Regions from separate parts of the Homo sapiens genome. Here region 2 is linked to region 1. Evidence: chromatin contacts called from ENCODE Hi-C data. All regions are on one chromosome and are shown on one strand. Each heading gives the region's core, a stretch centred on a gene start or an enhancer-like site at or near the end of the contact. The rest is flanking DNA. Distances are from core to core; before and after follow the strand shown. Region 1 has its middle 460 kb from the start of IGFBP3. Region 2 has its middle 640 kb from the start of IGFBP3.

The links. A loop is a pair of places that touch in the nucleus more often than their neighbours do. Pooled maps may share reads with other maps.
Region 2: a map of Calu3 shows a loop between it and region 1 (2.1-fold over the local background). The contact joins two enhancer-like sites. A Hi-C loop is called at or near these places in 2 of 168 maps with a recorded cell type or tissue (Calu3 and transverse colon) and 1 of 50 pooled maps.

Annotation. Positions count from the first base shown.
Region 1 is chr7:46,382,340-46,389,520 of GRCh38, forward strand. No RefSeq gene overlaps it. Among named protein-coding and RNA genes, the nearest start is that of IGFBP3, 460 kb to the left of the region's middle. Within about 2 kb of position 3,777, at least 2 of the 41 ENCODE cell types and tissues checked have a DNase peak (open chromatin) inside an H3K27ac peak, as active enhancers do.
Region 2 is chr7:46,555,188-46,562,125 of GRCh38, forward strand. No RefSeq gene overlaps it. Among named protein-coding and RNA genes, the nearest start is that of IGFBP3, 640 kb to the left of the region's middle. Within about 2 kb of position 4,169, at least 3 of the 41 ENCODE cell types and tissues checked have a DNase peak (open chromatin) inside an H3K27ac peak, as active enhancers do.

The sequences.
Region 1 (7,181 bases), core at 2,527-5,026:
ATAGACAAATAGACAATGGAACATAACAAAAAGTCCAACAATATATAAAATATGTGGTCAATTAACTCTTCTGAATTTCAAATATATGTCTGATTGTGTGTGTGTGTGTATCTTGCTTAGTAAGCTTTTGGGATGTGTAATTTGGTGTCTGTCATCAATTTGGAAAAAAATTTGGCCATTTTTTTCAAATATGTGTTCTGTCTTGCTTTTATATCCTCCTAGTATTTCAATTATATGAATATTAAAATCACTTAATATTTTAGCATGGTGTTTGGATGTTGTTTTTCTTTCTTATTTTTCTTTGGGCTTAAGTTTAGATAATTTCTATTGACCAACCTTAATTTTTAGTTATTATTTCCTTGTCACAGTTGGATCTACTGATAATCCAGCCCATCAAATTTGTTCTTTATTATGTTACTGTGTTTTTAATATTTAGCATTTTCTTTTGACTCCTTTGAGTTTCTGTCTCTGCTAGCGTTATCTATCTCATCCTGTGTGTTATCTATATTTTTCCTTTAACCTCTTTAACATATTATTATTAATCATTGTCATGTCACATTCCATGTTTGTTTGATTATTCCAACATCTATGCCATACTGGTGTTTGGTTCTGATAATTGTTTTGTCTCTTTAGACTGTGTTTTTCTTGCCTTTTTAGCATGGCTTGTAAATTTTTTGTTGTGTGGGGTAATAAATACTGAGATTAAATAAGCCTTTAAGAGTTGGGCTGTTTGATGTTTCTTATTCCTACAGGCAGTAGAGGCATGCAATTTCTCTATTGTCCCTGTTTTTTCTCTTCTCTTGGTTTTGTGGCTTCCATTTGTTCTAGTCCTCAGAGAGAGTGACTTTCTTGCACTTCTTGCTGTAGTCTACTGTTATTTTTACTAAAAGTTTCCTAACATATTTCTAGGTTATGTGTGTTTGAAGAGAAGAAATCTCTAATCTTTTGATTAATTTACATCCTTTGGGGTTCATAATGGGCTATCTTGAGGTGTAGGCCTTCAAAGTTCCCTCATTCGGGGTTAAAACTTTCCCTGTAATCTAATTCATTCCTCCCATGTAGCTAACAACCTTTGAAATCTGTGCCTTTGGAGCCCTCCCCCTATAAATTATGTTTTTTTGTGTGTGTTTATTTCCTTGCCTGAGGTGACAGAGGAAGGGCATTTTGAGCAGTACTGAAACAGGGTAGAGTTCTCCCCCACTAGTTGGGACTGAATTTCACTCTTGTCATGTGGAATCACTGGAATTAAGCCTTCTGTATTGGAAGGAAGAAAGGTTAGAGAAGATTTCATGATGACCACTTTTCCCCTTTACTGCCAGGGCCAAAGAGAGGTGAGGCCAGGATAGGGAAGGAAAAAAGAAAGTGGAGAGGAGAGAGAGAGGAGTTGGGGAGTCCTCTCATGAGAGTGTAGTAGGTGGTGGGTCATATGGAAAAAAGCTTAAGAAAGTGTGACCCACATATGACTAATGACTCAGGAACTTCTCACCCTCATGCAGCCCACACTCAGCCTCTAGTTTCATGTTCCTACAGGATTATGGGGTACCACGGCTTTCTCTTTAGATAAACAGATCTCATCTGCTTTATCTCTTTAGATGCATTCACTGTTCCGTGTGTTGAGGTGGTTGTTTGCTCTGTGATCTCAGTTATCTGATGGGTCCAAAAAAGGTCACTGATTTTTACATTGTCCAGCTTTTTTCTTGTTGTTAAGGACAGAAGTGATGACTTCCCATCTGTTACATGTCAGAGTTGAAAATGGAAGTCTACATCCTTAATTTTAAATAGGAATTTAATTTTCATTTAATAAAATTAATAAATATTTTACTTAATGGATTTTCTTTTGGGAGTCAAAAATATAATCCTATAATTTATTCTATTAACTTCTTCTATTAACTTTACTCTGTTATATTTTATATCCAAACCTCTAATATGCTGGAATCCACTTGGGAATGTGGTGTAAAGTAGGGAATCTGGGCTGGATGCAGTGGCTCACGCCTGTAATCCCAGCACTTTCGGAGGCTGAGGCAGGTGGATCACCCGCGGTCAGGAGTTTGAGACAACCCTGACCAACATGGAGAAACCCCATCTCTACTAAAAATACAAAATTAGCTGGGTGTGGTGGCGCATGCCTGTAATCCCAGTTACTCGGGAGGCTGAGGCAGGAGAATCAGCTTGAACTCAGGAGGCAGAGGTTGCGGTGAGCCGATATCCTGCCATTGCGCTCCAGCCTGGGCAACAAGAGCAAAACTCTGTCTCAAAAAAAAAAAAAATTAAAAAAAGTAGGGCATCTGTTTTATTTTTCTTCACATATAAAATTTATTTTTCAAACATTGTATATTTTACAGGCACTTATCTTCTCAGGTTTCTAGATGGTGGTTTGTCCTGTGACTTCACTCTCTAATGGGTCAAAGTCAAATTGTTCATTTTTATTTTTTAAATTTTTTTTTGTTGTGAAGAAGGGAATGTCAACTTTTGAATACTTTAAAAGCCTGAGGTGAAATCAGAACAGTCTATTTAATTTTGATCAACGTACAAAAAAGGCAAAATCTTTTTTAACAAATGGCACTAGAGCAATTTAATCTCTCTATGGAGATACATAGGTCCTGATCTCTATTTTCCTCTGAAAAAGAAGGGAGAAATGGAAAAGCTCATAGAATAAAATGCAGAAGAATATATTCGTGACATCCCATAGTTAGGTATTTTTGTACAGTACACACAAAAAGTTTTTAAGGCCAAAGATTATGAAGCTGGAGAAATTATGGTTCAATTTCAGTTGAGATTGTCTTTGCTGGGGTGATGGGAACATGAGAGACTTTAGGGACCTTTGACTTTCTACTTTTGCTAGTTCCATATTATTGGAATTTTATAATAAATACACATATGGTAATAACAAAATAAATAAATAAAAGCTAGTTCAGATAGGCAGAACACAGAAGATTATTAAAGCAGTGAAAGTCTTCTGTATGATGCTGTAATGGTGCATACATGTCATTATACATTTGTCCAAACCCACAGAATGTACATCAGGAGTGATCTTTGGTTAATAATGTTGGGTCATTGTAGATTCATCAAGTCTAACAAATGTTCCACTCTGATGGGAGATGTTGATAGTGGAGAGTCTGTGGGGGTAGGGGGTGTGGGCTAGGAGGTTTATGGAAAAATCTCTATATTTTTCACTCAATTTTGCTATGAGTTTTACATTACACCCAAAAATAAAGTCCATCAAAACAAGGCCACTTTGGTGTCCAATAATCTTAAATTACTAAATTCAAATTGATTTTGCTCATTTCAAAAAGATATGTACAAATATACATATATTATCTCAGGAATTACATATGTGGTATTTGAAATATACAGTTTTCCAAGTTCCACTGTGAATTATTTTAAAACAAAATTCCTAAATTTTTTGTAAGTTTCATTGTAAATTATTTTTTAAAAAATTTAATTTTTTGTTTTTAAAAAATCTTTTTATATCAGTTCATTTTGCCAATATTAATCTTATTGTGCAAGGGGCATAGTTTGTTTTATTGTTTTATGTGTCATGCAGAGTTCATAGATTCACTAATTCCTTCCAGGAAACTTAAACACTTCATGTTAGACTAAACCAGATGTAAAGAATTTTTTTGTTTGTTTTAAAGATAAGACAAGAAGGTCCCAACATTGTGGCTGTAGTAAGACAGTGTTGCCATGGAATAAAACATCAAGATGGTTATTGAAAAAACTTTCCCAAATATGATTAAAAATAAGAAGATTCTTAGGTCCACAATGAATCACAAATGCTACTTCTCCCAGAGAAACCCAACACAGCAAGATTAACAGGCTCTGAGTCACATATTAAATACAACAAGGGCCCACTAAGTTATAACCTAACCCTATTCCAATCCAAGATCCAGGAATTTCTTCACCCACAAATTATCTTGTCATTTGGCCAAATCCTGTACTCATGACCAAATTTTTACTTACTTCAAAACTATTTCACTTTCCCAGAACTTGTGACTTTGTGAATCATCAGAAAATATATATTTTTTTCTGATAATCAGGTATCTCTTTTCTTGTATATAACATAGGAAAAGGACAAGGTCCATTATAGCCAGAAGCCTAGAACATTGTTATATACTAAGATTTATTTCAAGATTAATAAGAAAGAGCTGACAAAAAGTAATAGGCCTGATAAATCAATTTACACATTTATTGATACCAATATCAAAACCGATGAAATACTATTGCTTCATTTCTGATGAGCAATGTCCTGATCCATCCCACATACAGAGGTCATACTGATGCTCATGGTTGAATTTGCTGATTTTCCCCCTTGGTGGTGGCTTAGTGTTCTGAGCTATGTTCCCATACATTGCATAATGATCCAGGAGCTATAGAAATAAAATGTATGTGTCTGTCATTTCAGCGAGCAGTCCTTGCAATGCCTACAGATTTTCAAGTCAGTTTTGACTTCAGGAACATATTATTATTATCCCTAGCTGTTGAAGAGAGTTTCTCTAGAAGGAATTTTACAATTTAATCTTCAGGTCCTTAGAATCACATCTTGCTATAGCCCGGGCCTATTTTTGTTTCTGAAGGAATGCAGCTTTGCATTCCTCGATCTTCTCCTGGTGGCAGCCCACCTTATCTTGACCTTTTGCAGACAGTTCATCTCCAGACTGCTAGGTGATTCATCAACTCACGTCAGGAGAGACCATGGGGTTTTGTTTTGTTTTGTTTTGTTTTATTCTTTCATGGCCAATTTGGTACTATCTCTCCATTTTCAGAACCTCAGTTCTTTTCTGCAAATGGGGATTGCTATAGACTGAACATTTTGTCCCCACAAAATTCATATCATCATGGGAGGTGGAGCCATTGTGAGATGATTAGGGATAGATGAGCTTGTGAGGGTGGATCCTCATGAACAGGATTAGTGCCCTTATAAAATAGGCCCAAGGGATCTTCTTTGCTTCTTCCACCATGTGGTGACACAGCAAGAAGTTGCCCTCTGTGAAGCAGAAAGCAGGACCTCCCCAGATACCAAACTTGCTGGCACCTTGATCTTGAACTTTTCGGTATGCAGAATTGTGAGAAATAAATGTTTGTTGGTAAAGCCACCCAGTCTGTAGTACTTTTGTTATAGAGCCTGAATGAGCTAAGACAGGACTAAATCCACAGGTTTATGTGAACACATGATGCTGCATTGCTTCTTGTTTTCAGTGAGACTTCAAGTGAAGTGGACATATTTTCATATGATATTTCTGAATTTTTAATTTAAAATACAGAAAATATAAACACATGTTTTAAGTGCCTGTTGTATGCTGCATACTGTACCAGATATTTTTACATACATTGAGGAATGAAATCAGTCTTTATTGAGAATCTAATAAGTACCAGATACTTTTACATGAATTACCCCATTTAAATCTTCAGGCAACCTTACAGCAATTTTGCTGATGACATAATAGAAAGTGGTGACTTGGTCAAGGTCATGTAGCTAATAATACCAGGCACAGAATTCAAACACAATGTGTCACACATTTGCCTAATGCCTTTTTTTGAGTGGAAGTGGATTGCCTAACAATAGAAATAAGGAATGAGGTCAGAATATAGGAAATTTTTAATAATAAAAAAGGGTTTTGTGGTTGTGCTTGATGCAAGAAAAGAATGAGATGTTTAAGGGAACGTCTCCAAGGGTATAGTTTGGCATCAAGGATGACAGTAAAGTAAAGAAAATTTAAAAAGTAAAGTAGACTTCCTGTCTACTTAGCCCCTTTTACTCTGCTGAGCCGTAAATTTCAGATTGAAAGAGGGAAAAAATGTGTTGCAGAGCAGCCCTGAATCCTAAGATTGGGGAAAGGCATTGTAAGAGAGCCCTGAACTCTGAATACTAATATGTGTGAAACTGCCATTGCAAAAGTGTAACTGAGACAGTGGAAAGAGCTTTGACCTAACCAACTCCATCTTGCTTCTCACCTCCAAGCTGTCCTTGTTCATTCCTGGACGTAGGCTGAACTAACTTTGAGAATAAATTAGTTTATAGTTTATCATTTAAAACAAAGACAAGAACAGCCCTTTCCCGAAACAAACCCCCTTCTTGCCTGAGGACTAGACTACCTTTGCAGGACTAACAAATTAGCCACAAGATTAGAAATTATGGTTTAGGTGTCATGCAGCTGGATTCTGACCCTCCCTAAACTGCTCCTAAGATCAGTGCTTGAGATATTTTGCAGACCCTGAACCTGATGGATCAGCTGGCACCACCCAGATTGATAAACTGGCTCATCTGATCTTGTGGACCCCACCCAGGAACGGACTCAAAGCGCGAAGACGGCTTCGACTTCCTATGATTTCATCTTTGACCTGACCAATCAGCACTCCAGGCTCACTGGCTTCCACCCACCCACCAAGCTGTCCTTAAAAACTCTGATCCTCGAACGTTCAAGGAGACTATTTGAGTAATAATAAAACTCCTGTCTCCTGCACCACAGGCTCTCTGTGAGTTACTCTTTCTCTATTGCAATTCCCCTGTCTTGATAAATCGGCTCTCTCTGGGCAGTGGGCAAAGTGAACCCACTGGGTTGCACTCACTACCATTTATCAAACACCAAGTGTGGAATCAGGGATGGGAGCCAGCCCAGTTCTGTGGATTCCACAGCCTGCTGTGGTCATGTGTGGTACTCCTGACTGCCTTTTATATTTTAGTACCTTATCCATATTTCTCCATTAACCTTTCACAATGTCACCGATGATGGGACCCTTTCACGTGGACTTCGTGACTCATGTTTTCAGCCCCCTTTGCAGCTGGGACACAGGTCTGTGATGTTGGCTGACACTCAGTCATACAGGGCCTGGGTTTTGTTTCTGAAGTGGGCAACATAGACTAGTCTGTGCTGGCTGGGGTAGAGGAGCAGGCTGTCTACAGTGGCAGCAGCTGCAGTAATGGCTTCTCAGGAGTTTAATGTCAAATTCAAGGCTTAGGAAGGTGTCAGTGCTAATGGCTGCATCAGTCAAGTCAAGCCGAGTTCCTAATGTTGGATGCTCAGCTGTGGCTGTGGGTGACGGCTGACTTCTCATCTGTGCCAGGAAATTGGTGTCATTCCTGGAAAGTCTTTCTCCAGTCCTTCCAACTACTCAGGAAGTTTCCCTATGATGATTTCTAACTTAAATGTTACTTTTCTTCATAAAATAGGAAAAGCCAGTTC
Region 2 (6,938 bases), core at 2,919-5,418, 170 kb after region 1:
AATAAATATAACAAGATTCAAATAATACAGAGATATTTGCTGATCACAGCAGAATTAATAAGAAATAATAGAATGATATCTGGAGAATCCTCAAATAATTAGAAATTAAATAATGTTGGCCAAAGAAGCAAATCACTATCAAAAGAATAGATTCTTTAATGAATAATAATTTTAAAAAGACCGGGGTATACATCTTACAGTTTTTAAAAGAAATGTATAGCTTTAAACAGTTATGTTAGAAAAGAAAAACAATATAAAATTAGTAGTCTACTCTTTTTGTTTGTTTGTTTGTTTGCTTGTTTTTTGTTTTTTGTGTTTTTTTTTGAGATGGAGTCTCACTCTGTCACCCAGGCTGGAGTGCAATCGCGCAATCTCGGCTCACTGTAACCTCTGCCTCCCGGGTTCAAGCAATTCTCCTGCCTCAGCCTCTTGAGTGGCTGGAATTATAGGCGCGTGCCACCATGACTGGCTAATTTTTGTATTTTTTTTTTTAGTAGAGATGGGGTTTCACCATGTTGGTCAGTCTGGTCTTGAACATCTGACCTCGTGATCCGCCCGCTTCAGCCTCCCAAAGTGCTGGGATTACAGGCGTGGGCCACCGTGCTCTACAGTTGTCTAAGTTTTTAACTTAATATTACAAAGAACAAATACCCCCAAATTAAGTAGAAGGAAAAAATAATATAAAAACAGAAAGCAATTCATAGAAATTATGTTTTTCTATTATTTATTTCTCTATTTTATCTGTCTCTATTTTCGATTTCTCTCTTAAGGAAAAGAGGAAAAATAATACAATTAGAAAAATAAATAGAGTTGAAAGATGTTTCACAGAAAATAACAATAAAATTTACATTCTGATAGAATGATGGAGACTTAAGAGACACAAATCACACTATTAAGATGGAAAAAGGAGATATAATTATAAATTCTACTGACTTTAAAATAAGGTAATATTATACACAACTTTACGTCAACAAATTCAATAACTTAAGTGAAATGAACAAATTATTTGAAAGACACAAATTACCAAAACTGATTCAAGAAGAAGTAGTTAAATCTGAATAGACTTAGATACATTAAAGAAATTGAGTACCTGGCCAAACACTTTTCCACCAATAATTAAACACTCCAGGGACACATGGCCCCTCTGATGAATTTTATCCAATATTTAAGCAAAAAATGACACCACTGCCACTCAAAACTCTTATGAAATAGAGGAGTGAACACTTTGCAACCTATTTTATGAGGGCCTTATTAATCTGATATTAAAAACCGTACAGAACTCAATAATTAAAAAATATGGAACTATATTCTCTTATAGTTTAACACAGAAATAGCTTTTAAAAATTAACTAGTAGAATCAGGAATCCATAAAAGGAATAACACACCGTAACTAAATGGGGTCAGTTCAGAAATGCAAGTGTGCTTTTTTAAAATAACATTTTATTTCAAAATAATTACAGAATTTTTCCTATGGGAAGTAGCAAGGATAGTGTGGGGAGGACCCGTGCCCCCTTCACCCGGTTTTCTTGTTGGCTACATTTTACATAACTACAGTGCAACATCAAAACCAGGAAATTGGCACTTGCTACAATGTGTGGGTATAATTCTTATTATATTATCTTTAATGAAAGTTTTGGCTCAAAACTTACAAATCAGTAGTAGGGTAAGAGAAACTATTCTCTCTCTGAATTCTGTTATGCAATAACATGCATAAAAATATTAAAATGAAGATTAGAAAGTGTCACATGCTCGGAAATTAAAGCAACTATCATACAAGACATTTTGTATTATATCTATTAATAGCATCATACTCCGATTTATATTTTAAAGGAAGAGAGTACATTTATATTTGTACTTTCTACTGCTCTGCTTACACAATAGCAAATACAATTGTCTATTGAATATGGATGTGTGTATCTCAGCCTTAACAGTTAAATTCCTGGTGCAGAATATGTCCATTCTATGTGTACATTATTTATAGGAGTGGCAGTATGTTTTTATTTATTCAGACATATAAAAATTAATTTTTAAGGTAACTTCCGGCTCAACAAAAATCTGGATTATGCTAGAGACACAGATAAACATATATTTATGGGCTCTTTATGAAGTTCCCATGGGAAGCCTGAAAGTCAAAAGCAAGACCATAAAAATGAGCTCATCACTCTTAAGAAGCAGATAACTTACTCAGATAAGATAATAAATGTCCCAAGTATTCACTTTAAACTCAGATTGAACTGTGCCTGAACCCAGGGAGGCTGGATTCCCACCCCTGGATTGCCTTTCCCTTCTCGGTTCTCTTACTTCCTGGTTGGAGCCCAGGTGTCCTGTGCCAGCAGCTTTCTATCCCCAAACCACGTCCTTCACACTCTGCTGAGCCAGAAATGAACATGGACGTGCTGGGAGTCCGCACACACAGCTGGTTTCTGTTACAGTTTTATAAGGTTTCACCTGACACACCATTGGATGAGTTTTTTAAACTGCGCATGTGAAAATCTTTTAGTGTTTATAGATTAAGTGCTAAATCTTGGCAATGCCAGCTCACAGTTATTTAACAATTTCCTGAAGACGATGTGTGTACCTAAGCAGGCACACAGGCTTTTTAGTAACGAAGCCTCTGCCTGTCCTTCCAGACACATCTTGAGCAGTACTCCCACCTCCCTAGACTTTCTTAGTTACACGGTGGTCACTGCTCTGCCAAATGTATGTGCTTGAATAATCTTCACATATAAGTTAGTGAGCTACCTTTGTCTGGGCTGAAAATATTCTTCCCTTTGTTTCTGCTCAGTTGGGCTTCATAGGTCAGCTTCTTTTTATCACTCTCTCGATGAAAAGTCCAAGGCAGGCATGTCTAATTGACTGAAACTGGGTCATTTATTGTTCTCTCTGCAGGCCAGGAGAGTGAGGATGTAGTTGGTTTGTACAGGATAAATTTGACAACAGATATTGCAGATCAACTTTAGGGTACTGTTGAGGCTCTGCTGGGAGAGGAGAATTAGAGAGAGGTGAATTCATGAGACAGTTTAGGCCCAGAGCTAGGAAGACTAATGCATGTGAAAAGTGAGGAGATGTGTCTGACAGCCTCATCCAGATTCCTGGCATGTGGGATGAGGGCAGATGGAAAGACCACTCATTGAAACAGGACCAAACTTCCTTTACTCAATGTGGAGTATTTGTGAATATAGAAGAAGGAAAGGGCCATGGGACAGGTTCAGTTTTTGATGTTTCTATCCAGTGTTCAGGGGTCACTGATAAGTGAGAAAGTATGTGCCTTGGACAGGAGACCATGACAGTGATCTGGACCTGACATAGCACTGTCAATTTAGAGGAAGTAGTTGAAGCTGTGTGTGGAAGAGGCTCCACTCCGGTGGTATTGCTACAAATGCAAAGGCTGAATACCATGGGTCATGCTCTTTCTTTGACCTTCTAAAGAGTCTGGTGCAAGCCATATGTTGCCCTGTGCATCTTTGATTGTTATCTTTAGTCCACTGAGAATGTCCACTAACAATTAGGTAGGACTTATTACAGGCCATGCACTGTCCCAAGCATGTGTTTTCACTCATTTGATGTACACAGCACCTTAAGAGGTAGGCAATTTTTATGATGCCTATTTTACAACAGAGAAAGCTGAGGTGCAGAGAGATAAAACCCAACATTATAGAAAAAGTAAGTGTTAGATCCAGGGCTTCAACGTGAGACTCTTTTGCCCTGAAATCCCTGTGTCTCACCACACAAATATGCCTCTTTCAGAATTACATCATTTGTCACTCTGCCCTGTCACAAGACAATTAATGAAGTGTGTGTGTTGGCGGGGGGGGAGTGGGTGGGGAGTGGTCATCTTTTGAGGGATTGCAGGGTTCATAAAGAGAAGCTATACTTTTTCCTGGTTACTGTCTCCAAAGCCAAGCAAGAGTGATCAAGACAGCTTCATAATGTTTGGAGGAACCTACAAGAAGGAAAACCTGATAGTGTTTAATGCATATTACAGTAGATGCCATACTTAATTATAAATTTCTGAGTTTACTTCCCCATAGTTCTGTAAGCTTTTGAAGGCAAGACTTAACGTTAACCACCAAACCCCTAAATGGTAGTGTTTTTGTTAGAAACAGGCTGCCTCTAACCCTTCCAGCTCTTGAGGAGAAACGGGAGGAGAAAGATGACATTTGATCGTGTTCCAGGGAGAATGTCTAAGTTGTGTAAGTCAATTCTGACTCATGGGGAAAGGTTATTCTAAGTTTCAGCACACAGTTGTTTTTGTCCTTGTGTGAGGATGCTCTATAGGGCACGCCAGTGCCCCGGCTCATCCACAGGAAGTCTTTCATAGGAAGCAAACTGCAGTGTGTGGGGTTTCCTAAAAGAGCTTCAATATTGCAGTTCTAAAAAATTTCTAGAGGAGTTTGGGGCATATGGGGTTAAAGGTCAATGCAGGAAATCATTAGCGCACAGTAGGCATCTTCAATGAGATGAGCATTTGGTGTGGACACAGGGAAGGGAAGGTCTCATTAACACGCTGGCCAGTGAGGGCCTCACAGGTTTTATCTGGAAATAACAGGCAGTTAATTCCAGGTTTACATGCAGACTTATCTGCATACTCTGTGTTTTCAGATGGCATGTGCTATGTTTTAACCAACTGTGTATCTTTCCTTTCATAATGTGAATTGTGACCTGGAATTAATTCTAGCAGTATCAAATAGCTCCATCCATTTCTGGAACCTAAATAAAAAACAATGAACCACTCTTTCTAAAATAGGAGACCTGTTTACAAATCCTATTTGGCTACCCCTCATACTAGTAAAAGAAAGAGACCGTAAGTAAAGGGGAGAAAGGAAGAATGGAACAGAATGTTCACTCTTGTGTATTACTCCACTGTTATTATTGGTTCTTTTCTGCAATGAGGAATCAATGTTAGCATACAGTTGGTTTGTAAGAGATTGTAGGGGAAGATGGTAGTTAGGTCTGGAATTCAAAGAAAACTTCCTGGAGGAAGAAGAATATAAAAATTATAATAGAGGGATTCACCTTCTTCCTGGTTTAGTCTTGGGAGGGGGTATGGGTCCAGGAATGTATCCATTTCTTGTAGATTTTCTAGTTTATTTGCATAGAGGTATTTATAGTATTCTCTGATGGTTGGTTGTATCTCTTTGGGATCAGTGGTGATATCTGCTTTATCCGTTTTTATTCTGTCTATTTGATTCTTCTCTCTTTTCTTCTTTATTAGTCTGGCTAGTGGTCTATTTTGTTAATCTTTTCAAAAAACCAGCTCCCTGATTCATTCATTTTTTTTTGAAGAGTTTTTCACGTCTCTATCTCCTTCAGTTCTAATCTGATCTTAGTTATTTCTTGTCTTCTGCTAGCTTTTGAATTTGTTTGCTCTTGCTTCTCTAGTTGTTTTAATTGTGGGGTTAGGGTGTCGAAATATCTAAAAGTTATTTCCTGCTTTCTCCTGTGGGCATTTAGTGCTATAAACTTCCCTCTAAACACTGCTTTAGCTGTGTCCCAGAGATTCTAGTACATTGTATCTTTGTTCTCATTGGTTTCAAATAACTTATTTATTTCTCCCTTAATTTCATTATTTACCCAGTATTCATTCAGGAGCAGGTTGTTCAGTTTGCATGTAGTTGTGCAGTTTTGAGTGAGTTTCTTAATCCTGAGTTCTAATTTGATTGTACTGTGGTCTGAGAGACTGTTTGTTATGATTTCCATTCTTTTGCATTTGCTGAAGGAGTGTTTTACTTCCAATTATGTGGTCAATTTTAGAATAAGTGTGATGTGGTGCTGAGAAGAATGTATATTCTGTTGATTTGGGGTGGATAGTTCTGTAGATGTCTGTTAGGTCTGCTTGGTCCAGAGCTGAGTTGAAGTCCTGAAATATCCTTGTTGATTTTCTGTCCATTGATCTGTCTAAGATTGACAGTGGGGTGTTAAAGACTCCAGCTATTGTTGTGTGGGAGTCTAAGTATCTTTGTAGGTATCTAAGAACTTGCTTTATGAATCTGTGTGCTCCTGTATTGGGTGCATATATATTTAGGGAAGTTAGCTCTTCTTGTTGCATTGACCACTTTACCATTATGTAATGCTCTTCTTTGTCTTTTTTGATCTTTGTCGGTTTAAAGTCTTTTTTTGTCAAAGACTGGGATTGAAACCCCTGCAAATTTTTTGCTTTCCATTTGTTTAGTAAATATTCCTCCATCCTTTTATTTTGAGCATATGTGTGTCTTTGCACATGAGAGGGGTTTCCTAAAGACAGCACACCAATGGTTCTTGACTCTTTATCCAATTTGCCAGTCTGTGTCTTTTAATTGGGGCATTTAGCCCATTTACATTTTTTAGCCCATTACATTACATTTAGCCCACTACATTAATTCCAGGTCACAATGTTATGTGTGAATTTGATCCTGTCATTATGATGCTAACTGGTTATTTTGCCCATTGGTTGATGCAGTTTCTTCATAGTGTCCATGGTCTTCACAATTTGGTGTGTTTTTGCAGTTGCTGGTACTAGTTTTTCCTTTCCATATTTAGTGCTTCCTTCAGGAGCTCTAGTAAGGCAGGCCTGGTGGTGAAAAAATCTCTCAGCATTTGCTTCTCTATGAAAGATATTATTTCTCCTTTGCTTATGAAACTTAGTTCGGCTGGATATGAAATTCTGGGTTGAAAATTCTTTTCTTCAAGAATGTTGAATAATGGCCCCCACTCTCTTCTGGCTTGTAGGATTTCTGCAGAGAGATCTGATGTTAGTCTAATGGGCTTTCCTTTGTAGGTAACCTGACCTATCTCTGGCTGCCCTTAACATTTTTTGAAATTAAGGCAGTAATTATTAGCCTGGCAACCCAAAGAAAGCCCAGGAACAGATAGATTCACAACCGAATTCTACCAGAGGTACAAGGAGGAGCTGCTACCATTCCTTCTGAAAGTATTCCAATCAATAGAAAAAGAGAGAA